2 separate regions of the Homo sapiens genome follow, and region 1 is linked to region 2. The links are chromatin loops, found by intact Hi-C in ENCODE. Cell type or tissue: ascending aorta. All regions are shown on one strand. Links, peaks and the distances in the headings refer to the core of each region. The heading gives the core; the rest is flanking DNA. Region 1 overlaps PLEKHA5 (pleckstrin homology domain containing A5). Region 2 overlaps LOC101928387 (a long non-coding RNA gene).

The links. Peaks named below come from ENCODE experiments on the same cell type or tissue, not always from the same donor. Only the 100,000 strongest peaks of a DNase experiment are listed, where the experiment ranks them.
Region 1: it touches region 2 in a loop (2.4-fold over the local background); 5 of 110 quality-filtered maps call a loop at or near these places.

The regions. Positions count from the first base shown.
Region 1 is chr12:19,361,560-19,377,922 of GRCh38, forward strand. It overlaps PLEKHA5 (pleckstrin homology domain containing A5), which reads left to right. Exons shown (of 32, transcript NM_001256470.2): 29 at 23-147; 30 at 4,405-4,550; 31 at 8,134-8,239; 32 at 13,972-14,841. The coding sequence ends at 8,228. Among named protein-coding and RNA genes, the nearest start is that of AEBP2, 70 kb to the right of the region's middle. In ascending aorta, for the core only: no CTCF peak of the experiment used is centred there; DNase peaks (open chromatin) are centred at 8,182 and 8,472; H3K4me3 peaks cover 381 bases; H3K27ac peaks cover 2,359 bases.
Region 2 is chr12:19,635,806-19,652,168 of GRCh38, forward strand. LOC101928387 (a long non-coding RNA gene) reads left to right here. Exons shown (of 7, transcript XR_007063236.1): 4 at 14,591-14,673; 5 at 15,570-16,218. Among named protein-coding and RNA genes, the nearest start is that of AEBP2, 200 kb to the left of the region's middle. RefSeq lists enhancers at 7,826-8,385, 11,842-12,343. In ascending aorta, for the core only: a CTCF peak has its summit at 7,998; no DNase peak of the experiment used is centred there.

The DNA.
Region 1 (16,363 bases), core at 4,889-12,888, 270 kb before region 2:
AATTTTTCTTTTTATTCTACAGTTAAAAAAAACTGAAAACATTTCATATGAAATGCTTTTTGAACCTGAGCCAAATGGAGTAAATTCTGTGGAAATGATGGATAAAGAAAGAAACAAAGACAAAATGCCTGAGGATGTTACATTCAGGTAATATTTAAGAAAAGCAAAGGAATCATTCACAAAACTGTGTAACTGCTTAAAAATGGTGAACTTCAGAGTCAAAAGTACTGGATTTCAGCCCCAGCTTAGCTACCTAGGAGCTATAGAATCTTGAGCAAGTTATATAACCTCTTAAACTACACATTCCTCACTTGTAAAAATGGCAATAGGGCTGGACGCACTGGTGCACATCTATAATTCCAGCACTTTGAAAGGCCAAGGCAGGAGGATCACCTGAGCCCAGGAATTCAAGACCAGCCTGGGCAACATAATGAGACCTCATCTCTGAAAAAAAAAATTAGCCAGGCATGGTGGCATGTGCCTGTAGTCCTAGTCTGTACTCGGAGGCTGAGGTGAGAAGATCACTTGAGCCCAAGAGCTCGAGGCTGCAGTGACCCATGATTGTGCCAGTATACTCCAGCCTGGGCAACAGAGTGAGACTCTGTCTCAAAAAAAAAAAAAAAAAAAAAAAAGGCATAATAACAGTATCTATCTGACAGGTGTGTTGTAAAGATTAATACGAAAACACATGTGGCCAGGAGCAGTGGCTTATGCCTGTAATCCCAGCACTTTGGGAGGCCAACGGGGGCAGATCACTAGAAGTCAGGAGTTTGAGACCAGCCTGGCCAACATGGTAAAACCCTGTCTCTACTAAAAGTACAAAAATTAGCCAGACATGGTGGTGCATGTCTGTGGTCCCAGCTACTTGGGAGGCTGAGGCAGGAGAAATGCTTGAACCCAGGAGGCAGAGGTTGCAGTGAGCCAAGATCACACCACTACACTCCAGCCTGGGCGTCAGAGTGAGACTCCATCTCAAAAGAAAAGGAAAAAAAAAGAAAATACATGTACAGCACTTTACACTGTGCTTAGCACCTAGGAAGTATTCAATAAATGATACCTTACCCCAGGTGCATGCCTGTAGTTCCAGCTACTCAGGAAACTGAGGTGGGAGGATTGCTTGAACATGGGAGGTCAAGGCTGCAGTGAGCCATGATCACGTTACTACACTCCAGCCTCGGCAACAGAGCAAGACCCTGTCTCAAAAAAATTTTAAAAAGAGAGATAAATACCTTAAAAAAAAAAAGTCAAAAGGCATATAAGCTGTAGCAGAGTAAGCAATTCATCACTGCCTATGCAGTCGGCCCTCCATATTCATGGATTTATGCCTTTACAGTCGGCCCTCCATATCCATGGATTCCGAACCCATGGATCTGGAGGGCCAACTGTACTATGCCATTTGATATAAGGGACTGGAGCATCTGCAGATTTTGCTATCTGTGGGGGGGCCCTGAAATCAGTCTTCCCAGGTAATGATTGACATTGGTCAAAATTCTAAGCTGTCTCATAAGAGTTCCAGAAATTATGGTGATTTTCTTTTTTCTTTTAGCTATATTTCTTTTTTTGTTTTTTTTTTGTTGTTGTTTTTTTGTTTTTGAGACAGAGTCTCGCTCTGTTGCCCTGGCTGGAGTGCAATGGCGCAATCTTGGTCCACTGCACTCGGTTCCCGGAGGGAACCTCTGCCTCCTGGGTTCAAGCAATTCTCCTGCCTCAGCCTCCTGAGTAGCTCAGACTACAGGCGCGTGTCACCACGCATGGCTAATTTTTATTTTTTTATTTTTTTTTTTATTTTTAGTAGAGACGGGGTTTCACCGTGTTAGCCAGGATGGTCTCGATCTCCTGACTCATGATCAGCCCGCCTTGGCCTCCCAAAGTGCTGGTATTACAGGCGTGAGCCATCGTGCCTGGCCATTTTTAGCTATATTTCTTAACTAGCCTTCTTTTTTTTTTTTTGAGACAGAGTCTCACTCTGTCACCCAGGCTGGAGTGCAGTAGTGCAATCTAGGCACACTGCAACCTCCACCTCCTGGGTTCAAGCGATTCTCCTGCCTCAGCCTCCCAAGTAGCTGGGATTACAAGCGTGTGCCACCATGCCCAGCTAATTTTTGTATTTTTAGTAGAGACGGGGTTTCGCCATGTTGGCCAGGCTGGCCTCAAATTCCTGACCTCAGGTGATCCACCCGCCTCAGCCTCCCAAAGTGCTGGGATTACAGACATAAGCCACCATACCCAGCCTTAACTGGCCTTAAGAGTATATCTTCAATCTTTCCCTCCATTAAACATATTACCGGCACTAGAAAACAGAAATGCTGTGGTTTACTGTTATTAGGAATGCCTTGATTTCTTAAATGAATAGCAAGATTGAATTTGAAAAGTATTTGGCAATGTCTGCTAAGAAAAATATCTCTGCTGAATTTTTGTATTAAGAAGCATAGATTAAAACACAGTATATTAAAAATTGATGAGTTCATAATGATACAACAACAAAAAAATTACTTGTTGGCCATTTTGGAGGATGCTAGAGAATCAACTTTTAATTCCAAAACTTGGTACATTAAGGGAAAGGATCAAGTATTTATCATGTTTTTTTCCCAAATTGTAACCAAATAGTTTGAGGAAACTTATTTTTAGAAGAATTTCAAGTGGGAGTCAGAGTATCATTGTTTTGTGGCAGGGTGCAGTGGCTCGTGCCTGAAATCCCAGCAGTTTGGGAGGCTGAGGTGGGCAGATCAATTGAGGTCAGGAGTTTGAAACTAGCCTGGCCAATAATATGGTGAAACACTGTCTCTACTAAAAATACAAAAATTATCCGGGCATAGTGGTACATTCCTGTAATCCCACCTGCTTGTGAGACTGAGGCACAAGAATTGCTTGAGCCAGGGAGGCGGAGGTCTCAGTGAGCCGAGATCCCGCCACTGTACTCCAGCCTGGGCGACAGAGTGAGAATCTGCCTCAAAAAAAAAATATATATGTGTCATTGCTTTGCTAGCCCTAATGCCATAATGGATTTGAACAATATTCCTCAGTGGCTGCCAAAGCTATCAGCTGAAAATCTGACAAGGATCTTTATATGAATGGGTCAACCCAATAACCCCTGAACTCACTAATGTTTGTTTTTTTTTTGAGACGGGATCTCACTCTGTCGCCCAGGCTGGCGTGCAGTGGCGCAATCTTGGCTCACTGCAACCTCTGCCCCGCCGCCCGATTCAAGCAGTTCTCCTGCCTCAGCCTCCCAAGTAGCTGGGTTTATAGGCGCCTGCCACTGTGCCCGGCTAATTTTTGTATTTTAGTAGAAACAGAGTTTCACCATCTTGGCTAGGCTGGTCTTGAACTCCTGACCTCATGATCCTGCCTTGGCCTCTCAAAGTGCTGTGATTACAGGCGTGAGCCACCGCGCTCAGCCACACTGATCATTTTTAACATCACAAAAAGAAACAATCTGTTAATGCAATAGTTCATGACACCCACCTAATGAAGTGCTACTTGCCCCTCCAAAACCTAAATTTGAATAAGCCTTAAAATCATATAACTTTGGCCAGGCGCAGTAGGTCACGCCTGTAATCCCACCACTTTGGGAGGCTGAGGTGGGCAGATCAAGAGGTCAGGAGATCGAGACCATCCTGGCTAACACGGTGAAACCCCGTCTCTACTAAAAATACAAAAAGCCGGACGTGGTGGCAGGCGCCCGTAGTCCCTGCTACTCGGGAGGCTGAGGCAGGAGAATGGTGAGAACCTGGGAGGTGAGCTTGCAGTGAGCCTAGATCGCGCCACTGCACTCCAGCCTGGGCGACAGAGTGAGACTCCGTCTCAAAAAAAAAAAAAAAAATCTTATAACTTTATAGAAAATCCTGAGGGATACAATCATCAGAATCCAGAATGTGATAAACTATATAGGACAGATAGACCAAGTTCTTTTACATATAAATGGCAAAGAATAAAAGGGATCTGGGGCAGTTTGTTTTGGATTAAAGTAGACTTTAAGGAATTTGTCAGGCAATATATGGACCTTGTTTGGATCCTGATTCTAATTCTAAAATGACATTATGAGGCACCAGGAAAATTTAAGCACTGACTGGATATTTGATGGCATTAACATATTAAAAATATGTTCTGAAGTACTTACAAATTAAATATCATATGTAGAATCTGCTTTAAATGGTTTAGGGAGCAAGGATTTTAGGGCTTAGATGAAGCAAGATTGGCAAACCAAGTAATTATTGAAATGAATATACAGGTTTATTATTTGCTCTAATTCTTTTGTTTGAAACTTTCAAAAGAAAGAAAAGATTAATTGTAAGAAAATGTTCGTTGTTAAACATAGGTGGTGGCATCTTTTATAACAAAAAAAAGAAAAATTAATTGTATTCTATAGTGACAAATTTTTAAATACCAATCTATTTTCATCAGCCCTCAAGATGAAACACAGACCGCAAATCATAAACCAGAAGAGCATCCTGAAGAAAATACAAAGAACAGTGTTGACGAACAGGAAGAAACTGTTATTTCTTACGAATCAACTCCTGAGGTTTCTAGAGGAAATCAAACAATGGCAGGTAGGTAGTATACACTTCATAATTTTCTACCTGGTGCTTCCTCTGAACTTCTAAATTTATTTTCCATGGGGAGATTCTAAGAAGGGAATCGCTTAAGTACCTTGACTACAGATGAGTCAACGTTTGCCTCCCCAAGTGTACCTTCAGGAGGATGCAGCCCCTGCCAGAGTCTACCCTGGCAGAGGGATCAACACATTGGCTTTGGTTTTGCTTTTTCCTTTCAATTTTAACACATAGAGTAAACTTTTTCTAATAAAATCTTTTGGCCGGGTGCGGTGGCTCACACCTGTAATCCAGCATTTTGGGAGGCCGAGGCAGGTGGACCACGAGGTCAGGGGTTCAAGACCAGCCTGGCCAAGATAGTGAAACCCCGTCTCTACTAAAAATACAAAAAATTAGCCGGGCATGGTGGCAGCCACCTCCAATCCCAGCTACTCAGGAGGCTGAGGCAGAGAATTGCTTGAACCCCAGAGGCGGAGGTTGCAGTGAGCCGAGATCGTGCCACTGCACTCCAGCCTGGGTGACAGAGCGAGACTCCTTCTCAGAAAAGAAAAGAAAATCTTTCAGTACTTGGAAAATCTATCTGTTCTCAGGGCTAGATTCTCAGAGTATTCACAAGCCTGCCACATTGGGAACTGTGGAGGATTTAATATCTAAACTAATAGAATGGGTTTGTTTACTCCAGCATTGCTATAATCCATACCTGGCTGTTCCTTCAATTGTAGAAAATTATTATCCATGGCATTTTAAAAAAAACAAGTTGTTCTGTGCTCTATTCTCTCATATTTTTTGGACTCTTCACAAATCTTTTCTTTTTTTTTCCTGGAGGCAGAGTACTCCCTCTGTTGCCAGCGCTGGAGTGCAGTGGCGCTATCTTGGCTCACTGCAACCTCTGCCTCCCTAGTAGCTGGGACTACAGGTGTGTGCCACCACACCCGGCTAATTTTTTGTATTTGTAGTACAGATGGGGGTTACTATGTTGGCCAGGCTGGTCTGGAACTCCTGACCTCCAGTGATCAGCGCGCCTCAACCTCCCAAAGTGCTGGGATTACAGGCATAAGCCACCATGCCCGGCCCTTTTACTCTTTTTCTTTATGATTTTTTGGGAACAGGGATGGGAATTAGTGCATATTATCGCTTTGCTTCTTCTTTTTTTTTTTTTTTTTTTTTTTTTGAAGCTCTTTCACCCAGGCTGGAGTGATGTGGCGTGATCTCAGCTCACTGCAATCTCCACCTCCCAGGTTCAAGCGATTCTCCTGCCTCAGCCTCCCAAGTAGCTGGGATTATAGGTGCCCACCACCACGCCCAGCTAATTTTTGTATTTTTGTAGAGGCAGGGTCTCGCCATGTTGGCCAGGCTGGTCTTGAACTCCTGACCTCAGGTGATCCACCCACCTCAGCTTCCCAAAGTGCTAGGATTACAGGCGTGAGCCACCATGCCCAGCCAGCTTTGCTTCTTTTTTATTTTATTTTATTTTATTTTATTTTTGAGATGGAGTCTTGCTCTGTTGCCCAGGCTGGAGTGCAGTGGCGCGATCTCCACTCACTGCAAGCTCCGCCTCCTGGGTTCATGCCATTCTTCTGCCTCAGCCTCCTGAGTAGCTGGGACTGTAGGTGTCCGTCACCACGCCTGGCTAATTTTTTGTATTTTTTTTTTTTTTAGTAGAGATAGGGTTTCACTGTTAGCCAGGTTGGTCTCAATCTCCTGGCCTCGTGATCCGCCCGCCTCGGCCTCCCAAAGTGCTGGGATTATAGGCATGAGCCACTGCGCCCGGCCCAGCTTTGCTTCTTGTAGTCCATAAGTAAAAAACCATTCCTACAAAACCCCGCCACCACTCCTGCCCTTTTGCAGAAGAGTAAGAAACAATGAAATTCAAGTATTCAGGACCATTCTTCTTAGGAAAAGCATGGGGTTCTGGGCAGAACATCTTCCGTATCTTATATAAATATAACGTGTATGTTATAAATTTAAATAAAATAAACTTTATTTAATTTACTTATTTAAAATAAATTATAAATTTATATTACCAGTCATGTTCCCTTGTAACAAATACTAAGCACTGCCTTTTCCTTTGCCTCTGTCACTTACAAGGCAGTATGAGCTGGGTGCAGTGGCTCACGCCTATAATCTCAGCACTTTCGGAAGCCAAGGCAGGAGTATTGCTTGAGCTCAGGAGTTCAAGACCAGCCTAGGCAATGTAACAAGACAACGTTTCTACTAAAAATAATGCTTTTAAAAAATTAGCCGGATGGGATGGCACTATAGACCCAGCTTCTCAGGAGGCTGAGGTAGGAGGATCACCTGAGCCCAGGAGGTTGAGGCTACAATGAGCTGTGTGACTGCATTACTGCTTTCCAGCCTGAGCAACAGAGCAAGACCCTGTCTCAAAAAATAAATAAATAGCCAGGCACAGTGGCTCACGCCTATAATCCCAGCACTTTGGGAGACTGAGGCAGGTGGATCACCTGAGGTTTGGAGTTCGAGACCAGCCTGACCAACATGGAGAAACCCCGTCTCTACTAAAAATACAAAATTAGCCAGGCATGGTGGCCATGCCTGTAATCCCAGCTACTCAGGAGGCTGAGGCAGGAGAATCGCTTGAACTTGGGAGGCAGAGGTTGTGATGAGCCGAGATCACGCCACTGCACTCCAGCCTGGGCAACAAAGAGCGAAATTCTGTCTCTAAATAAATGAATAAGGTAGTGTGCACAGGAGGTCTCACTTGTTAAAAAAAAAATTGTCACTGGCCAGTTTTGGTTATTATGCAGCAGGTCTGGATCAAAGTGTTATGATAGTATTAAAACCACAACATTTAAATCATCCATAGTATTTAGCTGCATAGAACTAAAAAAAGTTCCAACAGAAAATTAACCTCAAAGCAGAAAAAAAAAATGTAAAGTATTTTTTTTGTTTGTTTGTTTTTTGTTGTTGTTGTTGTTGTTTGAGACAAAGTCTTGCTCTCTTGCCCAGGCTAGAGTACAGTGGTACAATCTCAGCTCATTGCAGCCTCTGGCTCTTGGGTTCAAGCATTTCTCCTACCCCGGCCTCCTAAGTAGCTAGGACTACAGGCACGAGCTACCATGTCTGACTAATTTTTGTATTTTTAGTAGAGTCGGGGTTTCACCATGTTGGCCTGGCTGGTCTCGAACTCCTGACCTCAAATGATCCGCCTGCCTCGGCCTCCCAAAGTGGTGGGATTACAGACATGAGCCACCACGCCCAGCCAAAAAAAAAAAAATTTTTAAGTAGTTGTCAGGAAATATTTTATACTGAATAATTAGATTGCAAATTAGAAAATAACAGGCTGGGCACATAATCCCAACACTTCGGGAGACCAAGATGGGAGGATTGCATGATGCCAGGAGTTCAAGACCAGCCTGGTCAACATGGTGAGACCCCATCTCAATTAATAAAAATTTGTTTTTAATTATTTAAAAAGAAAAAATCACAATAGAACCAAATGTATCTATTACTTCCTTCTCAAAACATGTTCTAATTTTTGTGGGATTACAGCATCAGGATTTACTTCTCCAAATGTGTCTTAAAGATTTTTATCTTCTCCCATTTTCTTTGTGTGTTTTAGTGAAAAGTCTGTCCCCATCTCCTGAGTCCTCGGCATCGCCAGTTCCATCCACTCAGCCGCAGCTCACAGAAGGATCACATTTCATGTGTGTGTAGTCTTAGAAGAAGTACGTCATTTCCCTTTGCATTTGTGCTTTAGTTTTTTACTTGAATTTTATGACTTATCTGTTGGTTTAGTGAATCAAAACTGGGATTAGTTCTGGACTGTACATAGGGATAGTTGGCAGAACAAGTAGGCATATCTTGGAACCAGGGTTGGTAACAGATTGCTAACATTGGCTCCTCTGATGATTTGCTGTGTGACAGCATTTTCTTTGTCTCTTATTTCATCATCCAGAAAAACAACAAAATTTGGAGGGTATGGCCTGTGCCAAGACTTGCAGTGTTGTGCAGCTGTGCTTCTACTTAATGTTCCTTTCCATAGCGACCTGAGAATTTTGTTTAAGTCATTACACGTTGACTATGTAATGCTTTTTACAGTTAGGGTGACATGTCTGCCCACTGGGAGTTTGCTAATTATTGTAAATGACAATGAAATGTTTATGGTACAGCCAACTTGATGGAATATTAAAATCTTTAATGTCTATCTGATATTATTTCTAAGTAATTGAATTCTATTAAGTCAGGGAGGTAATTACTAAAACCATGGATGGTATCAGGGAGAAGAAGGAATCCTTTCTTGAACAATGTTCCTTAGAGCACAGATTTATAATTGAGAATAGTTTCCTGAATTCTTACTTTTAAACTTTCTAGACAATTGCTAATTTTAACCTAGAATTTAGTACTTATAGCGTACTCTAAAAGTTTTTTAACTTTTTATAAAAGCTCTGGTGTAGAGTAAGAATGTTATGCCTTTTTCTGCATTTTCTTTCTCACAGCATCTACCATATCTAGTAAGTTTGGTGCTTTAGGATTACCACCATTTTCTGCTGAACAGCAGCAGAAACATATAGAGACATTATAAGCATTAGTACTAACATCTTTTTGTTTTTTTATTTTCTTGTTTTTTTTATGTTATTTCTTTTTTCAGAGATGTCCCCCATGCTGGAGTGTAGTGGCATAATCACAGCTCACTGCAGCCTTGACCTCCTGGGCTCAAGCAGTCGTCCTGCCTCAGCCTCACAAGTAGCTGGGATCACAAGTGCACGCCACCACACTCGGCTGATATTTCGATTTTCTTATAGAGACAGTCTTACTAAGTTGTCCACGCTGGTCTCAAACTCCTGAATTCAAGCTACCCTCCCACTGCATGAGCCACTGTGCCTAGCCTCTTTGATTTTCACATTCTCAAAATATTTCTTTTATTTTCTCTCCTTTTTTTTTTTTTTTCGAGGCAAGGTCTTACTCTGTCACCCAGGCTGGAGTGCAGTGGTGCAAGATCATGGCTCAATGGCTCACTGAAGGCTGACCTCCCAGGCTCAAGCAATCCTCCCACCTCAGCCCCCTGAGTAGCTGGGACTACAGGTGTATGCCACCATGCCAGGCTAATTGTTTTGCAGAGATGGAGTTTTCACCATGTTGCCCAGGCTGATCTCAAGCTCCTGAGCTCAAGTGATCTGTCCGCCTCAGCCTCCCAAAGTGCTGAGATTACAGGTGTGAGCCACCACACCCAGCCTTTTTTCTTCCTTTTCAAGCATTTTTTAAATTTCACTAGCTTTGGGTACAAGTGGTTTTGGGTTACATGGAAGAATTGTATAGTGGTGAAGTCTGAGATTTTAGTGCACCCATTACCCGAGTAGTGTATGTTGTACCCAATCCTTCACCGACCTTCCACCCTCTCCCTTCTGAGTCTCCAAAGTCCATTATACCACACTGTATGCCTTTGCATACCCATAGTGTAGCTCCAACTTATAAGTGAGAACATATGATATTTGGTTTTCCTTTCCTGAGTTACTTTACTTAGAATAATGGCCTCCAGCTCCATCCAAGTTGCTGCAAAATACATTATTTTGTTCCTTTTTATTGCTGAGTAGTATTCCATGGTGTATATAAACCACATTTTCTTTATCCACTCCTTGGTTGGTGGACTCTTAGGTTGGTTCCATACCCTTGGAGTTGCAAATTGTGCTGCTATAAACATGCATGTGCATGTATCTTTTTTATGTAATGACTTGTTTTCTTTTGGGTCGATACTCAGTAGTGGGATTGCTGGATCAAATGCTGGATCTACTTTTAGTTCTTTAAGGAATCTCCACACTGTTTTCCGTAGTGGTTGTACTAGTTTACATTCCCACCAGCAGTGTAAAAGTGTTTTCTTCTCACCACATCCATACCAACATCTGTTGTTTTTTGACTTTTAAATTATGGCCATTCTTTTTTTTTGTTTTTGAGATGGAGTCTCGCTCTGTCAGCAGGCTGGAGTGCAGTGGCGTGATCTTGGCTCACTGCAACCTCCTCCTCCAGGGTTCAAGTGATTCTCCTGCCTCAGCCTCCCCCGTAGCTGGGACTACAGGCGTGTGCCACCACACCCAGCTAATTTTTGAATTTTTAGTAGAGATGGGGTTTCACCATGTTGGCCAGTATGGTCTCGATCTCTTGACCTCATGATCCGCCCACCTCGGCCTCCCAAAGTGCTGGCGTGACCCACTGCACCCGGCCAATTATGGCCATTCTTGCAGGAATAAGGAGGCATCTCATTGTTGTGTACCTTCTTTTGAGAAATGCCTATTCGCGTCATTTGCCCACTTTTTGATGGGATTATTTGTTTTTGTTTTTTTTTTCTTGCTGATTTGTTTTGAGTTCCTTCCAGATTCTGGATATTAGTCCTTTGTTGGATGCATAGTTTGCAAATATTTCCTCCCATCCTGTTTTCTGGAATCTACTTCCTTTCACACCTTATTGTAGGAACTATAATCTGTGCCCTTTTTTTCAGCCCAAAGTATTTTGTTGTCTTTTCATATTTGTAACTTTTATTTGAGATTATGTCTACCTGGAACCTCAAAGAGGCTTCTGTTTTTGTCAGTTGGTATCTGTGCAGGACTGAAGTGCTTGCTGGAGAGTTACAAATAACCTAACTGTGATAGTCTTACCTGTGTTCTGCCTTTGTCACTTGTGTTTAAGCCTTTTTTCTTTTTTCTTTTTTCTTTTTTTTTTTTTTGTTGAGACCAGGTCTCACCCTGTCACCCACACTGGAGTGCAATGGTGAGATCTTGGAGCCTTGCCCTCCTGGGCTTAAGTGATCCTCCCACGACAGCCTCCCAAGTAGCTGGGACCACACGCCTGTGCCACCAAGCCTGGCTGATTTTTTTGTATTTTTTGTAGAGTAGGGGTTTCACCGTGTTGCCCAGGCTGGTCTCAAACTCCTGAGCTCAAGCGCTCTGCCCGCCTCAATCTCCCAAAGTGCTGAGATTACAAGATTGAGCCATCACGCCTGGCTATGTTTAAACTTTTAATTTAATATGTTTAGAAATGACTGTTGAGGCCAGGTGCGGTAATGCCAGCACTTTGGGAGGCCAGGGCTGGTGGATCACTTGAGGTCGGGAGTTCAGGACCAGCCTGGCCAACATGGTAAAACCCCATCTCTACTTAAAAATACAAAAATTAGCTGGGCATGGTGTCAGGCGCCTGTAATCCCAGCTACCTGGGAGGCTGAGACAGGAGAATCGCTTGAACCTGGGAGGCAGAGGTTGCAGTGAGCCGAGATCACACCATCGCACTCCGGCCTGGGTGACAGAACAAGACTTTGTCTCAAAAAAAAAAAAAAAAATCTGGGTGTGGTGGCCCACACCTGTAATCCCAGCACTTTGGGAGGCCGAGGCAGGCAGATCACCTGGCTCCTGACCAGCGTGACCAACATGGAGAAACCCAGTCTCTACTAAAATTACAAAATTAGCTGGGCGTGGTGGCACATGCCTGTAATCCCAGCTACTTGGGAGGCTGAGGCAGGAGAATCGCTTGAACCCAGAGGCAGTGGTTGCAGTGAGCCGAGGTCGTGCCATTGCACTCCAGCCTGGGCAACAAGAACGAAACTCTGTCTCAAAAAAAAAAAAAAATGGTGACTGTTGCTACTGGTGACGTAATAACACAAAACATAGGAAAAATAAACATTGGACTCATTTGATTTCATCTATGTAAAGACTTGATGACCTCTTAGTAGAAAAATGTATACATTAAGAGCCATTCACATAATATTTTGATTCAATAAACAGATTATGACTGTACACATATCCTTCCAATAATAAAGGATATTCAGAGTTAAAACTCAAGTATATTTCCAGGTTCCTTAAATTGTTATAGGATTTTATTTTGTTTTCTTCTTATTCCAAGAGCAGTGGCATACTGTAATGAGGTATGATTATTGTCGGATATTTTCTAGTCTCATGGTATGCAACTACCACAAATAACTAAAGGCATGAAAACTTGTATTATTTCATATCTTCCTATTATGCATATGCCATCTTTCTGAACTAGTGGTTTTGGCAGGATTTAGGAAACCTTTACAAATGACACTACGATGTAGGCAGCTCAATAATTATTACGTATTTTAGTGGAGTTATGCAAATGTTTGCTCATTTTGTTGATCTTTTGGATTCAGCTACGTTTGGTACTTTTTTTTTTTTTTTGCAGTTGCAAGATTTAATAGAGTGAAAACAGAGCTCCCCTAAAATGGGAGGGGACCCAAAGGGGGTTGCCGTTGCCAGCGGTACATTTTTTATTCTGTATTGCTATTTATAATCACATTATGTTGGCCGGGCACAGTGGCTCACGGCTGTAATCCCAACACTTTGTGAGGCCGAGGCGGGCGGAACACAAGGTCAGGAGATCGAGACCATTGTGGCCAACATGGTTGAAACTCCGTCTCTACTGAAAATACAAAAATTAGCTGGGCGTGGTGGCATGCACCTGTAGTCTCAGCTACTCTAGAGGCTGAGGCAGGAAAATCACTTGAACCCGGGAGGTGGAGGTTGCAGTGAGCCAAGATTGCGCCACTGCACTCCAGCCTGGGCGACAGAGCGAGACTCAGTCTCAAAAATAATAAGAAGGCCAGGTGCAGTGGCTCACACCTGGAATCCTAGCACTTTGGGAGGCCGAGGCGGGCGGATTGCCTGAGTTCAGGAGTTTGAGACCAGCCTGGGCAACACGGTGAAACCCCGTCTCTACTAAAATACAAAAAATTAGCTGGATGTGGTGATGTGCACCTGTAGTCCCAGCTACTCAGGAGGCTGAGGCAGGAGAATTGTTGGAACCCAGGAGGCAGAGGTTGCAGTGAACTGAGATCGTGCCACTGCACTCCACCCTGGGCAACAGAGCAAGACTCCGTCTCCAAAATGATGATAATAATAATAATAATGAAGAGAAGGAGGAGGAGGAGGAAGGAAGAAGAATTGCATTACATTATGTTTCCTTGTGGGGCCGGGTATAGTGGCTCATGCCTGTAATCCTAGCACTTTGGGAGGCCAAGGCAGTCAGATCAGTTGAGGCCAGGGGTTCGAGACCAGCCTGGCCAACATGGTGAAACCCCGTCTCTACTAAAAATACAAAAATTAGCCAGGCATGGTGATATGTGCCTGTAATCCCAGCTAGTTGGGAGACTGAGGCAGGAGAATCGCTTGAACCCAGGACGCAGAGGTTGCAGAGAGCCGGGATCATACCACTGCACCCCAGCCTAGGCGATAGTGATACCCTGTCTCAAAAAAAAAAAATTGCATTATGTTTCTTTGCTTTGTGAATTAAGCTATGGAAATGAAGAAAAATATCCTTTGATGTATTGTATTTTAGGATTTTCATGGCCATGCTTGTCAGTTCTGTTGTTACAGAATGTCACCCTTAGTTACTTTGGGAAATGGTAATTAATTAACGTTGCAGGTGTCAAAGTAATTTCCTCTCTCTTATTTTTCAGCTATACTGACTTCTGTTGAAACCATTCAAAGCTAAAGACATGGACCTTCAGCAGTGTAAGAAGATATTGTACAGTATATTTTAAATCTATGAAATTCATAGTTCTGATGCTTTTGGTCACAGAGCATCATTTTATCACTTCTGGAAAATGTTTATTCCAAAACAGCTTTAATGGCCCATATGTACACTTCGTAATCTCAAGGTTATTATTCTGACACCAGCTTGCTGCTATGATTTCAGAGCACATAAGTAAAGGTGCTTTTTAATGTGCAGTCTATTTCCAGAGCTTACTTAGTTGCTGATTTCCAGATTTCGATGTTTCTTAAGTCTAGGTGAATTTATATATATATTTTTTTGCTTTTCATTTTCTAAAGTTAGTTATTATTTCCATTGAAGCTTGTTTTCTTTTTTTTCTTCCCATTTTAGCTACTGCAGTGCTTTTGTTTCACACTTGATTTGTAAAAATTTTATATATATGTATTTAAAATGTGCCATTTTATTGCTAAGTGAAGTATGTCCTGTTTTCTGCTATAATTCTTTCTCGGTCAGATTGCAATGTCAGCAGTTACTGCCACACTCCTGTCAGCTTAAACACAAATGTTACTGCTTATCTTTTCTTAAAAAAAAAAAAAACAAAGTGTAGGTATTTTGAAGTACTGGGCTTATATTTCATTGGAATACATGTGTACAGCAATAAGCAGGTTTCCAAATCCGGTACTTAGTTTGTGTACAAATGTAATTATGTTCATTGTGTATATATTATACAATGAGCACATGTAATGTATTAAAGGCTACTTACTATTGTTTAAATGCAAATGTTCATATCTCATTTCTTTTTTTATCATGTTAAATAAATGTTGATGTTCTTAAATCAGTGTTAGAATTTTTGTTCTTTCCATCCAAAATTGAAAGTCTTAAGACTCAAGAGACCTCTAGAAGAAAAGGTACTCTGTTAATTTTATAATCCTAGACAACATCTTAAAAGATCCTTGTCGGTCCAACCCTCCCATGTCAAAGTTGAGGACCTTGAGGCTCAAAGAGATCAATTGAGTTGGCCACAATTTAATGACAGAATTTTGACCAGACTATAGTTTTTTCTGACTTTTTCTCTAAGTACATTACATTAGCTCATTACCACTAGAGGAGTTTAGTTTTGTGAAGTCTTTTACCACGTTTCTATTTGCTTCCATGTTTCAGAAAGTAACTTCAAGCATCAGTAGTCCTGCTCTGTTTAGGGATTGGACTTTGAGAGAGGTGTGTAAGGCAGCTGTTTGTCTGACATGGGTAGCTAGAAACCGTTTCATCGTAAGTAGGACCCTCAGAGATCATTTTCTCTTACAATACATTCTTTGCAGATGTTCACGCTCTTCAGAATCAATTACATTTTCTTCCCTCTGTAACCTTTTGTTCATGCTATATATTGTTCCCAGAAAACACGGAAATTTGATGCTTTTGGATTCCTGCATAAAATGGCTGAAACTAAATTGGCACTAGTCAGTCTTTTTTTCCTCCCCATCCTATGTTAAAGAGGATTTTGATTTAATTCAAAATGCAAATGTATAAAAATTCTTCTGCAAACACAATGAAATGAAAATAGATACAATGTATATTGGGAGGTGAAAGAAAACAGAAGTTAAAATGGACACCTCTCTGTGTCCATGTACATATGTGTAATATGTTTACACATACTACCTTTCTCTAAAGGTGTCACACAAAAGTCTTCTCAAAAGAAATAGTCACCAAATTATTATTTCCCTTTAGTCATGATACAATGATTGTTTCAGATCCTTTGTCAGTGTGTTGGGGAACAATTGCTATTATTCGGGTTTTGTTTGGGGTTTTTTTATTTTTATTTATTTATTTATTTATTTTTTTTTTGAGATGGAGTCTTGCTCTGTCACGCAGTCTGCAGTATAGTGGTGTGATCTCGGCTCACTGCAACCTCTGCCTCCTGGGTTCAAGCGATTCTCCTGCCTCAGCCTCCTGAGTAGCTGGGATTACAGGCTCATTTTGGGGGGTTTTGGGGGGATTTTTTGAGATGGAGTCTCGCTCTGTTGCCAGGCTGGAGTGCAGAGGCCTGATCAAGGCTCACTGCAACCTCCGCCTCTTGGGTTCAAGGGATTCTCCTGCCTCAGCCTCCCGAGTAGCTGGGATTACAGGAGCCCGCCACCACGCCCAGCTGATTTTTGTATTTCTTTGTTTTGTTTTTTTGAGATGGAGTCTTGCTCTGTCGCCCAGGCTGGAGTGCAGTGGCACGATCTCCGCTCACTGCAAGCTCCACCTCCCAGGTTCACGCCATTCTCCTGCCTCAGCCTCCTGAGTAGCTTGGACTACAGGCGCCCGCCACCATGCCCGGCTAATTTTTTGTATTCTTTAGTAGAGACGGGGTTTCA
Region 2 (16,363 bases), core at 3,834-11,833:
TAAAAATATGAGCATCACCTGAAAGTCATTTGGACAGATGCATTTAAGTTGACAAGTCTTTTTGGTTTATACTTTAATTATTATTTGCTACTTTTATTGCGTTATGGTCACCAACTGTGGCCTGGATTATTTTTTGAATTTTCCATTTATGAAGTTTTCTTTTTCACTTACTATATAGTTGACTTTTGTAAATGCTACCTGATGGCTTAAAAAGTGGCATATTATCTGCTTTTGGTTAATGTATCTTTGTATGTTTGTGTGGAATACTGTGTGTCTAATTCTAGGCAGCACAAATATATGTTGGTAGAATAACACCTGGTTTTTGGCAATATAATATTTCTCTTTCTGTAAAAATGTGTGACACTTTTGCTTGGTATAAAATTCTTGCTTGGTATAAAAACATATTCGTTAGATAAAAGATATTCGACAATCTCACTGAGAGACACGAAGGCTACTTGGGTTATGGGGAGGTATGTCATCCCCTTTGCAAATTATGAGTATTTTTGGATCATCTGTAGCTGGGGGCAGGACTCTTTCAAAGGAGAGGCGATGTGGGCTATAGTGAGGAGACACTGTTTCTCAAATTCCATGTGAATCTCTGGCCTTCAGGGGCATTTGATACGTGAACGTGGCTAAAGGATCTCAAGATGAGAAACTTGCTTCATTGTTAAAGTTATGGGCTCAGCTGTCAGGGTCATACTCTGCACAGAGCAGGAGGAAAGTTCCTAGGCATTCCTGCCTGCCAACAGGGCCAGCCGCTGGTGCTGCACAATGGATCCTTAGAAGATGAACCTGGAAGAGAAGGCAAGTAGACTTTTCAGCAGGAGTCTGCTGGGAGAAAGGAGTGCCATTCTCTCTGGTGTAAAAGAATCTTCATGGTTGGGTGCGGTGGCTCACGCTTGTAATCCCAGCACTTTGGGAGGCCGAGACGGGTGGAACACAAGGTCAGGAGTTTGAGACCAGCCTGGCCAATATGGTGAAACCCTGTCTCAACTAAAAATACAAAAATTAGCCAGGCGTGGTGGCGGGCACCTGTAGTCCCAGCTACTCGGGAGTCTGAGGCAGGAGAATCGCTTGGACTTGGGAGGCAGAGGTTGCAGTGAGCTGAGATCATGCCACTGCACTCCAGCCTGGGTGACAGAGCGAGACTCTGTCTCAAAAAAAAAGAAAAAGAAAAAGAAAAAAAAAGATTCTTCATTTGGGACTGTCACTAATATGGAAGAACGGGGATATTTACCCCGTTGACATTGAGAATGTATGTACATTTAGGTAATTTTTGACCTACTATAAATGTTTGTTAGTTTTGCTTTCTAGTAAGATATCTTTTTTGATATATATATTGGCTACTGTGATAAAAAATTTAGGGAAATAATGTCATACTATTGTGGTTGTCCAGTGGTAAAATTGTCCTGAAATTTCTTAGAAGGGTTCCTCAGGCAAATGAGATATGAAGCCACCTTAAAATAAAATCACCTGGGCCACTCTTATCTTGATTTTTTTTTTTTAGCATTAATATTTTCCTACTGTTTGAAGTCCACCATTTTCTTAAGACTTTTAAAGTGTGAAATGGCACACCTGCATCCAAAGGATTCGACCAGTGGGGCACCTGCTGCATTTAAAATCTAGGGCTCTCAAATAAATCCAGCTTTACTTAAGCCTGACCAAATAAGTATTGAAAATCTTAATGAAAAGGAGCTTGATGTTATTGGCTTATTTTCCACTTTATTGAGTTTCTGTCACAGTTGCCTGAACAATGTTCGATGACTTAATTTAATTTATTTTCTTTCTGGGGGACAGGCAGGAAAGAAATTCACACAGAAAGAGGAAGACCTTAAAGGTAAACAGATGTATGTAGAAAATTAGAATGTGGACTGGCAAATCTAAGATAATTGTACTGAAATACTGATTAGACATTACAAAAGGGGCTGAGTTCTCTGATAAGCTTACTTGAAATTATAAATACTTTAACAAATAAGTTGAAGAAAAAGTGATCTACTAGAAAAGAACACCAGCCAGGAACCAGGAGACTTGGTTTGTGTTTTAAAAAGCCCATAAATTCATGGGCTCCAGAATTTAAGCCTTAAAGGGACTACTTCCTAGCTCTGTGACTTTGGGCAGGTTGCCTTCTTTTTCTGCAAAATGGGGATGGGAATTGTAACCTACCTGATAGATATTTTTCAAGAACAAAATGAGTAAGTACATGCGAAATGCATAGAACAGTGCCTGGCAAATAGTTAAGTGCTCAATAAATGTTGAAAATTATAATTTCCAAGTAATTTAATTTTTTTTAGAGCTCAGCTTTCTCATTTGTTTAAGAATAATTCTTCCTGCCCTTCTTGTATGGGCAATAAGAAGGTTTTACCCTCATTTGTTTAAGAATAGTTTTTTCCTGCCCTTCTTGTATGGGTAATAAGAATAGTTTTTCCTGCCCTTCTTGTACGGGAATAAGAAAGATCACTTGCCTGAAAGAATTTTCTCTCCAGGAGGAGAGATAAAACATTAAAGTCAAGCGCTCAAAGCATCAGACGTCACTAAAAGACATCCGAGGTCACTTTGGTCTGGGAGGATAATGAAAGTCTTCCTAACCTTAGTGCCAGCACTGGTTGCTGAACTTGAGTATATAAAGTAATGACATTTAGAAAACAATTTTGGAAACGAAACACAGATGTCCAACTTTATTTTGCCAAATAATGGGGTTAAAAACCTCTCTCTAGGCTGGGCATAGTGTCTCATGCCTGTAATTCCAGCACTTTGGGAGGCCGAGGTGGTAGGATCATGAGGTCAAGAGATCGAGACCATCCTGGCCAACATGGTGAAACCCTGTCTCTACTAAAAATACAAAAATTAGCTGAGCGTGGTGGCGGGCGCCTGTAATCCCAGCTACTCGGGAGGCTGAGGCAGGGGAATCGCTTGAACCCGGTAGGTGGAGGTTGCAGTGAGCCAAGATCGCGCCACTGCACTCCTGCCTGGCGACAGGGTAAGACTCCGTCTCAAACAAAACAAAACAAAACAAAACAAAACAAAACAAAACAAAACCTCTCTCTCTTGCCATCAAATACCACCATTAATTTATAATAGAAGTCACTTGAATATGGAAGGAGTTATCTCAGTCCAAAGACAGTGCTTTAAATTGAATCTATTTACTTTTACGGAATCTTGTTCGGTTGTAATTTTTCTTTTACCCCTTTGACTTAGGTGGAATTTAATCATGGACCAAACAACCTACATACCAGCATTTGGGAAGGTCTACTTTTGAGAGTGAGGATTTCAATAGCCAAAGGTCATGAATAGGAAGAGGAGAAAGCATTTGAGCAAAGGCATCTGTATAAACAAAGACACAGGGCTGCAGCATTGGGACAGTAAATGCTAGCTGCTTCATTAGGCAAATCCCGAATTCCAGTGTTGTAACAAAATACATGTATTTTTCACTTACGTAAAACCTGATATAGGTCAGACAATCCTCTTTCGTCATGTAGCTATGCCATTTGGAGCATGTGCCCTCCAAGGTGACTGGCAGGGGAGGAGAGAGGTGAACGCACTTGGCTCACAACTGCATTCACCTGGAAGTGATGCCTGTCATGAGCAGAACCAGTCAAAGGGCCCCATTCTTAGTGCCCAAGGGCCTGGAAGAGTGGACGTTTCCATGGGTATTGGTGAGCATCGGACTGACCAGCATGGTGGGAAAGTAGGAGGAAAACTGTTCAGTTGGGAGTGTATACAATTCTGGAAGGGGGTGATGTGAGGTAAGAGCTGGGAAAAAACCAGCTGTAATGATTACAGCAAGAACATGAACTCAGGGCTAAGGATTTTAAGGGTTAATAGGAATATCTTTATATTTTTGAGCGGGGACTAATACTAGACCCTTCTTCACAAATAATAGTTACCACAGGAAATAGATTTAAGGAGAAACAGCATAAATGAGGCAGTGATTCTGAAGCCAAATTTGAAAAACACTATGGTAGTAGAATTGATAGAAATTCTCAACAACTTCATGTACACAGGGGAACAGAGAAAACTAAGAAGAGGGAGACATTGAAGACCAATCTAAGGCCTCTTGTCTTGAAGGTTGGATAGATGATGTTAAATGAAACAGAATATCACAGGAAAAGCAAGCTTTGAAGAGCAGCATGATGATTGTGCCAAGTAATTCACTGCTGCACCTGCTGGGTTTTATGAGCCAGAGGGATATCAAGACGCAGATGCCCAAGAGACAAACATTTCGGTCTGGAGGGAAAGCAGAGATTGGGACTGCCATTCAGAAGATAGCTAAAGGTCTGGGAGTGAATGAGATCTCTGAGTGGCCTAAGTGCAGAGGTATAGGAGCAGGTGGCAGAAAAAGAGCCTTCCACACTACATTTGGGCCCTTTTTTTAGTGCAGACGGGAGAGAAAGTTAAGATGTGAAGAAGCCAGAGGAGTGATAAGAGAGGCCTGGGGACGATAGGGATGGAGGGGAGGGTTGGGGGTGTGGCTCAGACCTGCCTGGCTTGCTGGCATGTGGCTGGAAGAAAAAAAATCAACATGTGCTGCCAGGAATCAGTTTAAACTTTCAAACCTCAGATGAGCCTACAGAGCCTTCCCGAAATCTTCTTGTATTCTCCCTAGTGAATTCACCTTCCCGCTTCCAAAAAGGAATATTCTACACTTTCTCCTCTCTCATTAAGCCTTCAACACTCCCTCCCATTCCTTACTCTTGGTCGATAACCTTGTTTCTTGTGTCATTAAGAAAAATGGGCTGAGTGCAGTGGCTCACACCTGTAATCCCAGCACTTTGGGAGGCCAAGTCGGGTGGCTCACTTGAGGTCAGGAGTTGGAGACCAGCCTGGCCAACATGGTGAAACCTCGTCTCTACTAAAAATACAAAATTAACCAGGTGTGGTAGCTGGTGCTTGTAATCCCAGCTACTTGGGAGGCTGAGGCAGGAGAATTGCTTGAACCTGGGAGGCGGAGCTTGCAGTGAGCCGAGATCGCGCCGTTGCACTCCAGCCTGGGCAACAAGCGTGAAACTCTGACTCAAAAAAGAAAAGAAAAAAAGAGAGACAATGACCTCATCTTCCCACCACCACATCTACCCGGGGGTCCGCGCTCCCTCCATGCCTCCATGTGTGCAATGATGTCCTCCTCATCTGGTTCCCCCTGCATCACTCTGACCTCCTCTCTCCTGGATCGTCTCCATCAGCACATACATGTGTTGAAATATCTCCCATCTTGAAAAGCTCTTCCTAGCACCCCCACCCCCTCCCATTTCTACCTCACTTATCATTCCTTGATAGCAAAACTCCTCAGCAGGATTTCCCAGCTTAACGGCCTTCGCCTGGTGTTCTCTATTTCACACTAATCAATCCTGTTCTCATATTCTGCTTAGAGGGCTCTTGCCAACATCCGCAATGACATTCATCTTGCCAAATCCAGTGGTCCGTTCTTGGTATTCATTTACCTGAATGCTTACAAGCTTCTGACAAAATTGATCACTTCCTCCCTATTGAAATGCTCACTTCTGGGACCCCTAACTGCCATGGTTTCCTCTTTACCTTGCTTGGCCTTCCTTCTCGGTTTCTTTAGCTGGCTGCTCTAAACGCAGGAGCGCCCCAGGCCTCTGTCCCTGGATTGTTCTCTACCCACACTTGCTCTCTGCATGACCTTATTCAGCTATTTGGTTACATGTACTATCTCCATACACAGGACTTCCAAGTTTTCTCCAGTTCTGACCTTTCCATTGAGTTTTAGATTTCTGTATCCATCACCTATTTGACATCTGTAACGGAATGACTAATAGCAACTTAAACCCAACTGCCCAAAATAGAACTATTGGTTCCCTGCCACACCACTTCCAAGTCCTCCCAGCACTCAAGCCCTCCCTGTCTTCCAGCTCTCCATTTCCCTTCCTCCCCCACAGACCACACCATCCCTCCACTGGCTTTTGCAACAGCCTCTGGAGTGGCCTTTCTATTTCCACTCTTGCCTCTTCCCATACTTAGGATGTACTCTGTGCCATAGCCAGAGTGATCCTTTTCAAATGGAAATTAGGCCATGTTACTTCACATAAAGGTTTTCCATAACCTTTATAATAAAACCCAGCACCCCTTCTGGGGACTCCAAGGCCCTATGTGCCCTCTTCTTTCTGACCTCATCTCTCTCTGGCTACTCCTTGCTTTGCTTGTCCCGTTCTAGCCATACCAGCTTCCTCTTGTTCCTCCAACAACCAAGGATGCCTGGATGCCACAGCCTTTGCATTGCTGTTCCCTTTGCCTTACTTTCTCCCAGGTGCCTAGTGGCTCACTCCCTCACTTGCTTCATCAGGTCTCTGCTCAAATATCACCTCCCAAGAGAAGCATGCCTTGACAATCCTGTCTAAAACGGCCACTCCCTACACCCTTTCTAGCCTTTTTGTTATGTTTGGTTTTTCCTCATGGTCCTTGTCACTACCTAAATTTATATCTGTTTCCTTTTAAATTGTCTGCCTCTAATACTAGAACATGAGATGCACAAGGGCAGAATAAGGGAGAACGATCTGCTTTATTTACACCTGTGTCCAGTGTTGACTACGGGCCTACTGCTCAGCGGTACAGCTGTCTAGACTGTCTGCTCTCTTACTGTGTCTGGCACACAGCAGGAAGTCAATAAATATGTACTGAATGAATGAATGAGCACATTTTATTGTGCAGAATCTTGCAAACCACAGTGAGTGGGATATGACAGGGATAACCCATGAACAGCCTTCATTTCCCGTTTTTAAGATTTTGGCTTTCTTGTTTTTGAGAAAGGGTTTCACTCTGTCACCCAGGCCATAGTGCAGTGATGTCATCACAGCTGACTGCAGCCTTAACTTTCCCCTAGTGTATTCACCTTCTCACTTCCAAAGTGATCCTCCTGCTACAGCCTCCTGAGTAGTTGGGACCACAGGCGTGCACCACCATGTCTGGCTAATTAAAAAAAATTTTTTTTTTTTTTTGTAGAAATGGTGTCTCCCTATGTTGTCCAGGCAAATCTCGAGCTCCTGGGCTTAGGCAATCCTCCCACCTCAACCTCCCAATGTGCTGGGATTACAGATGTGAGCCACTGTGCCCAGCCTGCCCCCGCCTCTTTTTTTTTTTTTTTAACCTTTTTGTTTAACTTTTCCCTTCACCCCATCCCAATCCATCTACATGTATGCACACTTATTTGGAAAGCAGGTTTGAGGTAAAAACAAAGACCTTCACTATATTTTGCTTTGACAGAAGGAAAGAGGAAGAGTTTCTATTAAAATCTATCATATGAATAGTGTGACTTAAGTCCTGTTTCAGGAGATAAAAATAGCTTTCTGGACTGGTTAAAGTCCCCCAGAAACAATACAGTTAATTTAATTTATTTTTTTGAGACAGAGTCTCCCTCTGTCGCCCGGGCTGGAGTACAGGGGTGCGATCTCAGCTCACTGCAACCTCTGCTTCCCAGGTTCAAGTGATTCTCATGCCTCAGCCTCCCAAGTAGCTGGGATTACAGGTGCCCACCACCATGCCTGCTAATTTTTGTATTTTCAGTAGAGATGGCGTTTCACCATGTTGGCCAGGCTGGTCTCAAATTCCTGACCTCAAGTGATCTGCCCGCCTTGGCCTCCCAAAGTGCTGGGATTACAGGCCGGAGCCACTCTGCCCAGCTGACAATACAGTTAAGAACGATTTTTATTTTAACTCTTATCACTTTGTAATTTTGACTCAATCCTTTTCAGGACCATTTTTGTTAATAAATATCAAAATGTAAAAAATAAAATTCCAGTTACCACATAGATGTGTATCCATCACCTATTTGCTATCTGTAATGGGATAGGGGTAGATGTGGTAACTGGAAACATTCAGATTCCACACGCAAATTCTGGCTTCTCCATTTTTCATACCTTCATCCTCAATGGCTCCTCTTTCCCCTCCTAATTTCTCCAGCTCCTCAGCACTCCCTCAGAAAATTAAACCTTTTTTTTTTAATTGCAAGAATTGCATAACTTGGGAAAAAAGGCCGTAAAGTGTTAGAGATCATGCTGCCATCTAAAGGATGGAAACGGTAGGAGGCTTGCCTTGTTAGCAAAAGCCAGAGACAAAACTGGGAATTTCATTAGCGGAGAGGCAGGTAAGAACCACTCAGCCTGCTGAGAAAAGCTCTTGTTCTCTTCGGTGACCTAAGGAAATGAAGGTTGCTGGGTAATTAGCATAAGTGTCTGCAACAGATTTAAAGGCAGGAAATCACATTTGGATCTGCTTTTACTCCCCTTTTTTATTTTTGGTGGTTGGTGTGTGTGTGTGTGTGTGTGTGTGTGTGTGTGTGTGTGTGTGTGTGTAGTAGGAGAAGGAGATTTTTTTTTCTTCTCACAAAAAAAGAGTTTAAAAAGATTAACATGGTTGTCTTTGGGTGATGAAAATGTGGTATTTTATCCCTCTTTGTTTCATTTCTCTGAAGTGTCTTCAAAGTACATTATTACTTAAGTGATTTAAAAAATGATTTAATTTTTAAATTTAAATAGGGGTAGGAGCAAGGTTGTTCCAGAAAAGTCTATGCCTTGTGAAGATCGAATTAAAAGAAATCTTTGATCACACTGAAAATCAATTACACTGAAGAGTTAATCCGACATTTTGTGTTTTCGTTCTTTGAAGAGGCCTATTTCCTAGGCTCCGCTTGAAAAAAAAAAAGACAGGTTTAAATTGCAGAACAAATTTAAGTTAGAATTCTAGAAAATAGTTGGATAGTTCAATAATCTATCTATCTAAGCAGCCCCAGGATGCTCACAGAACTGCATTTGGGCTGACAAACGGAGAGTTTGAAGAGAGCCACACACATGCCAAATGACAGGAAAACCCTCAAAATGTTTACCAAAGTAAACATGCCTGGTCTGCAAGGCTTACAGCTGAAACAGACAGATGAAGGAACTTGAGGGTTCCATTGCTAGAGCACTTTCTGGAGGAAAACTGGAGATAATATACATTATGAACTGAGGTTGGGATTTAGGACCAATCTTTTAGTGTCTAGCCATGGAGCCTCAGGGATTTACTAGCAGAGAGGATCAGAGAAAAGCTAAGCAGGCAAGACAAGCCTGGTGTGAGTTCTTGCATTTATAGGTCTTCGTGGATTTATGTTCTACAACTGACATCTGCTGAATAATAATAATAGCTGGCGTTTGTTGAGGAGTTATTCTGTGCCAGAAATTGTGCTAAGTGCTTTGAAGATATTATGTCACTTAATCTACCTCCAAATCTGATCGATAAGTGCTAATAATATAGCATATTAAATAACATTCCCCAAAACCGAGGAATTTCATTTATTTCCCTAAATTCACACAGCTAATATGTAGGTACAGTACAGTCTGAGTCCATAAATTTAGCAACAATACTGTAAGGCCTCACTAACATCATCAATAAGTTCCTGGAAACTTCAACTTTAAGTGAAAGGAGGTACAGCAAGTCCTCAAATAGCATTTCCTTCAATGTCTCATTTTGTTACAACATTGATAAAAAAAAATTGGTTTTGTTATACATAATTTCACTTAAAGTCAGTTTCCAAGAATCTATCAATAATGATAAGTGAGAACTTACTGTACTCTGTTATCCTAGCTAGAACTTGTCTTCAGTTTTGCTTGCATAACCCCTACCGGAATTTTGATAATCAATACTTGCATACTTTTATGTTGACATATACTGTTTTTCATCATAAGTCAAAAACCTTACAAAAGATGTAATATATGTTTTAAAACACTCTTAAGAGGCTGGTCACAGTGGTTCATGCCTGTAATCTCAACACTTTGGGAAGCTAAGGTGGGAGGATCTCTTGAGGCCAGGAGTTTGAGACAGCTTGGGCAACATAGTGAGACCCCATTTCTGCAAAAAATTTACAAAAATTAGCCAGGTGTGGTGGGCCGTACCTGTAGTCCCAGCTCCTGGGGAGGCTGAGGTGGGAGGATTGCTTGACCTCAGGAGTTTGAGCTTGCAATGAGCTTTCATGGCTTCACTGCACTCCAGCCTGGGCAACAGAGGGAGACCTTGTCTCTAAAAACACAAAAAAGATGAAAAATAAAACACTCTTAAAATATTTGATATTTGAAATTGTATTTTTACCCTACTTCTCTTACAGAATTTTATCATAATGTAACATATTTTTGCACTTCTATGGTTGTTCAAGGTGATGGTTAGTTTTTGTGTCAACTTGTCTAGGCTATAGTTCCCAGTTGTTCAATCAACACTGTCTAAGTATTGCTGACAAGGCATTTTACAGATGTTGTTAACATCTACAATCAGTTGACTTTAAGTAAAGGTTAACATCTACAATCAGTTTACTTGAGTTAAAGGAGACCATCCTTGATAATGTGGGTGGTTGAATTAGTTTGTACTTGCACTGCTATAAAGAAATACCTGAGACTAGGCAATTTATAAAGAAAAGAGGTTTAATTGGCTTATGGTTCTGCAGGCTGTACAGGAAGCATGACTGGGGAGGCTTCAGGAAACTTACAATCTTGGTGGAAGGCGAAGGGGAAGCATGCACCTCTTACATGGCCGGAGCAAGAGGAAGGTGGGGGAGGTGCCACTCACTTTTAAACAACCAGATCGCGTGAGCACTCTATCAGGAGAAGAGCACCAAAGGGGGAAATCTGTCGCCATGATTCAATCACCTCTCACCAAACCCACCTCCAACATTAGGGATTATTATTTAACATGACAGTTGGGTGGGGACACAAATCCAAACCATGTCAGTGGTGATTCATCTAGTTAGGTGAAGGCCCTAAGAGCAAAAATTGAGAAAGATTTTCTGAAGATGAAAACTCAAGACTGCAACATTAACTCCTGCCTGAGTCTCCAGCCTGTCAGCCTACCCCACAGATTTGTTAAAATATAAACTAAGTCACATTCAAATTTGGGTGGACAATGAATCATAAGTTGGGCAGTTCCAGACCATAGGCAGTTCAGGGCTCCAGAAAAGGAGAACAAGGGGGAGCTTTTATATGGTGAATGTGGAAGCAAGGCAAAGCAATCATTCCAGTGGAAAGTCCCTAGCTAGAGGTGAGGTGGTGGTTTCTGACAGGCCTGGACTATGACCATTTACATCTAGTTGGGTTTCAGTTTGCTTACATAGGAACCCAGGGTGCTGGAGCTGCCGTGGTTTAATGGCCTTCCAAAAATTATTTCAACAGATTTCAGGATTCCAAGGCTCCACAATCAAATGAGTCAATTACAAAAAAAAAAAAAAAAACAAAAAACAACAACAAAAAAACTCTTTCTCTCCCTCTTTCTGGCTGTCCATTATCTTCTGTTTCTCTTGAGTCCCTGGATACATTCACCCTAGTAAACTTAAACGCAGCAGCAACAACAAATATATAAAATTGAAGTTAAAAATTACCTATAATTTTTTGTGATGATAAGGTTACTAGTGTTAAAATATTTCTTTGGCATCAAATTATCACTGTAATTATTAATAGTCTGCAGCTACTCAAAATGGTATAAATGTATTAAAACATTTGGTAATTATTTTTAAAAAGGAGAAATATATAGAAAATGCATCTCAATTAGATTCACTGAGGGGTATGTTTGTGAAACTATGGGGGCTTGATTAAAATAATTAATGTAATTGTATCTTTGGTTCTAGAACCATCTTAAGGTTTGAGATGGGTGACAGGTAGACCTTTTTTTTTTTTTTTTTTTTTTTTTTTTGGTAAATCAGGAGAAAAATGACCAAGAAATAGGAGAGTGCATTATCAGGCTGTTAACAGTTATAGGAAGAGTACCTGTAAAAGCAGAGGATAGGAAGACGGATTACTTTAAAACCCTCGGGGACCTAGTAACTTCTAAAATCTTTTTGCATCTCTGGAGCAACTGTGCCCCCCTTGGAAGGCTGTTGCTTATTTCTCTGGGTTTCAAAGTTACCCTGTTTCACTCTCAAATATCCTAGTCGTGGACCTGGTTTGAACTTAGCAATTTTGGCAAATCTCTGGTTTTCGCCTATTTTCTGGCTTCTGTTAATTTGGGTGCATTGTCATCCTTTGGCTTTCATGTCCATGCTGGGTCTGGACTATCTTCCTTATTTGTTCTCAAGGCTCCTGTTCAGGGAGTTTCCTTGGTTTCCCAGCTTTTTACCTTCACAGCTTGATGTTCTGTTATTCACATCCCCAAATGGTGCGATTGAGTATGATCACCTCAGGGGGGCTAGACAGCTGTTGGAGGCTGTGGCTGGATCCGTCTGTCAGCCATCTTGCTTTTACTGATTAGTTCATGAGGGACCAATTACATTAAAAAGCATCACATTGTTCTTCTTGGAAATCTGGCCCCTTTGTCTGCTGCAAACTGTTTCCATTTTTCCTGCTTTATTTTTATATACCTTTTGGTCTTCTGTCCCTTTTAAACTTAATTGCTTTTGTACTTCCTTCCTTGGCTTTAGATTGCTTTTGTTTTGTGATTCTCTTGATAAAAGAAAAAACTTCAGCCAAATTAACTTTAAAGGAGTTTAATTGAGCAACGAACAATTCGTGAATCAGGCAGCCTTCTGAGCAGTAGTAGGCTCAGAGAGACTCCAGCGTAGCCATGTGGTGGAAGATTTATGGGCAGAAAAAGGAAAGTGACATACAGAAAGCAGAAGTGAGGTGCAGAAACAACTGGATTGGTTACAGCTCAGCGTTTGCCTTATTTGAACACGGTTTGAACAATTGGCTACATTAATTGGCCAGAACTCAGTGTAGGCTAAAGTCTGATTATACCTCCATTTGTTATAGTTCACGAAGTACAGAATAACCTTTAGGGCAAACTTAAAATATGGAAGGAAGCAGCTTTAGGCTAAACTTGATTTAGCACTCTAAATGCCAGTAAAGATCAAACTATAAAAAATAATGTTAAAATTTACTAAAATTTTGAGATGGAAGGAACATCATAAATCATAATTCCTGCATGTGTGTGAACTAGGTTTTGGGAATGTGCAGAAGTTATTTAAGCCTAGGGGGTTTCTGAGGGTATGAGAGAAGCAACCAACATTCCTCTAGGACTTTCCAACCTAGATGTGATGTGGTGCATTACACGTGCTTCTGTCATGCTTTCCATCTTGTCAACCATGCTACTGACCCTAGTGGTTGAAATAGGATGGAAGAAGAAGGATTGGTGGTTTGCCAATATTTAACCTGAACGCTTTCTCTCTCCTGGGATGCTTTTTTTTTTTTTAATTTTTTTTTTCAAGACGGAGTCTTACTCTGTCACCCAGGCTGGAGTGCAGTGGCATGATCTCAGCTCACTGCAACATACGCCTCCTGGGTTCAAGCAATTCTCCTGCCTCAGCCTCCTGAGTAGCTGCGATTATGGGCACGCACCACCATGCCTGGTTAGTTTTTGTATTTTTAGTAGAGATGGGGTTATACCATGTTGGCCAGGCTGGTCTCAAACTCTTGACCTCGTGATCCGCCCACCTCAGCCTCCCAAAGTGGTGGGATTACAGGCGTGAGCCACGGCACCCAGCCTGGGATGCTTTCTTTTGTTCTGTAGGCACCAACTTCTTCTCCTGATGGTGGATTTCTAATCTGTAGTTCTCTTGTTCCAGTGGAATGCTCTTGCTTATTTCATCTTTAGATCCTTGCAATCAGGGGGTCTACCTCTGGCTTCTGTTTGCTGAGGTTTCATTAGCTTCTCTAGGTAGCTCTATTGAATGGGATGAAAAACAACCTCTCTGCTGGCTCTTTCTCTCACACATGAAACTCACATAGTGCCCATGCTTGTCCATGTGGTTCTTTGTGTTTATTAGAAAGAGGTGCCCATTTCTCAAGACACTTTATGGGGAAGTTGTTGTAATATATACTGGTTTTGTTAGAACAAGAACTTCTATTGCCGTCTACTAGAAAGTAAATATACAAACTTACGATGACTACCATGTGAATAAATCTTGACATTAGATGTTGTACCCTTGACAGCATACAACTTGCGCACCATGCATGGTGACCCTAGGCCCACACATTGTATAGAAGAAACACATGATTTGCCTAGATGAACTTTGGAAATGAAGGCTGATTCCAAAACAGAAGCAAACTCTTCTTTATCCAGCTTTCATCAGTTAGGAGGATTGCCTTACTCTCAGAGTAGTCTTCTTGAAGCTCTCTCTTGCCCTCATGAGGTAAGGGTCAGGTTTTCCCTAAACTCCTTTGCGATGTTGAAGCACTGGGATTCAGAGAGGGGCAACAGCTGTTCCCAAATAAATTATTTTCACAAATTCTTACCAATATTTATCAATATGCCCTTTTATAACCTTGATGTACACGAAGGATTTTAAGAGCTATTGTTAAGGAGTTTTTGGCTAACTCCTTTGCAACTTCTGCATATGGTCTCGTACTTTATCATCTATTTTTTTCCTTGCTGTTTCAGTTGTAACTTCTGTTTTAACTTATTACAAACAAAATAGAAAATGCAAATCTTTCTCCAAAGATGATAAACATCTCTCCGCTTACTCCAATGAGAATATTTTAGTATGGATAGAATTAATCTTCACTAGAAAACTAAAATTTACCGAAGCATATATCTTTTATGGGTTTGGTATAAGAGCAGCAGGGAAAATTTCTTTCAGAACAATTTATTGTGGAGAGTATCATGAGAGTCTCATCTTTGTCCTTTCTAGAAGACACTAAGGATCATGTGAAAGAGCTCCCTGAGGACAGATTAAGAGGAGATGAGTTAAAGCTGCAAATACCAAGATTTAAGGTTAAGTATGAAGAATTTCCTGATAGAGAAAATTCTTTAGCACTGGAATTAAATATCAAAAGACTCTTTCCCCAACATTGACCTCCAAGCAAACTTTGTTGGGTTGTTCAAACCACTTTGTTTCCTGTAAGTGTTCATTGATTTCTGTGAGTGGATGATGGTTGATTACACACTTCATCCGTGATTAAACTGGGAAACGTCTGTTAAAAAGATTCAGTATAGTTTCTCTTTCCATGAATATATGGAATTATATAGTGATTTTAACCTATATTGACCAAGATAACTTTGTGATCCAAATGGTCAGGTGTCATATTTAAAAAATATATGCATATAGTTTAAAGCAATTAAATATCCTTACTCGATTTCTTATGCCGATATGTAAGAGTAGCAGCTGGTCATGAGGGTCCATCTTCTATGGCTCTTTCACATGTCTGTGTGTTTTGTGAAGCAAAGCATTGACTTCTCCTTGTTATAAACTATCTTTTGAAGGGTGCTTGTATAGTATAGTTAACAGCCTTGGACAACAGACATTGTATCTCCCTCTAGAAAAGGGGTGTCTAATCTTTTGGCTTCCCTGGGCCACATTGGAAGAATAATTATCTTCGGCCACAAATAAAACATACTCACTATAGCTGATGAGCTAAAAAAATCTCAAAAAACCCTCATAATGTTTTAAGAAAGTTTACCAATTTGTGTTGGGCTACATTCAAAGCCATTCTAGTCCACATGTGACCCGTGGGCTGCAGGTTGGACAAGCTTGCTCTAGAACAAAGGGCAGATTTTCTTATTATTTTGTGTAGTAGGCAGTATAATGGCTCCCCAAATATGTCCATAGCTTAATCCCAGAAACCTGTGAATACGTTACCTTGCATAACAAATGAAAATTTATGTTACAGATGAAATTAAGAATGCTGATCAGCTAAAGGACCTTCACATACAAAGGTTATCCTGGATTATTCAGGTGGGCTCAACGTAATCACAAGGATCCTTTAAAGTGGAAGAATGAGGTCAGAGTGATGTGATGTGAAAAGCACTCAATTTGCCTTTGCTAGTTTTGAAGATGGAAGAATGGGGCCATGGTCCAAGGCATGCTGGTGACCTCTAGAAGCTGAAAAAGTTAAGAAAATGGAAAAGAAACTTCAGCGCAGTGAGGCCCAATTTGGACTTCTGACTCCAGAACTGCAAGATAATACATTTGTATCCATTAAGCCACTAAGTTTGTGCTAATTTGCTATGGCAGCAACAGGAGACTAATACACCTTGGCAGGTAGAGGTAGTCCTCCTCTGGGGCAAACATATAAGCATGCTTACTATACAATATAATAAGGATGATGTCTCTTTCCAGGACATAGGCAGGCATGCTTATTTCCTGTTATAAAATATTCAGGTTTTCTAAGTTCAGTTTTTTGTTTTTTTGTTTTTTTTTTGCTGGAACACAATTGACTGTGGATGCTGGTATTATCTAGCCCTATTTGCATCACCTTGCGGGTACTGGGGTTTGGAGGAATTGGCTCAGATGCTGATACCGTGGCTACTACTATTGTGGTGAGTAATAGCCTCTCATTTGCCTGTAATCCAGGAGTCTCACGTCTTCTCCCAGCATCCATAAACTCTAGCAGGGTAACTTGTTAGTTTGCAAGTAGGCCCTTCACGGTGTGCTCGTTTTAACGCACTTCTGCAAAATTTATTT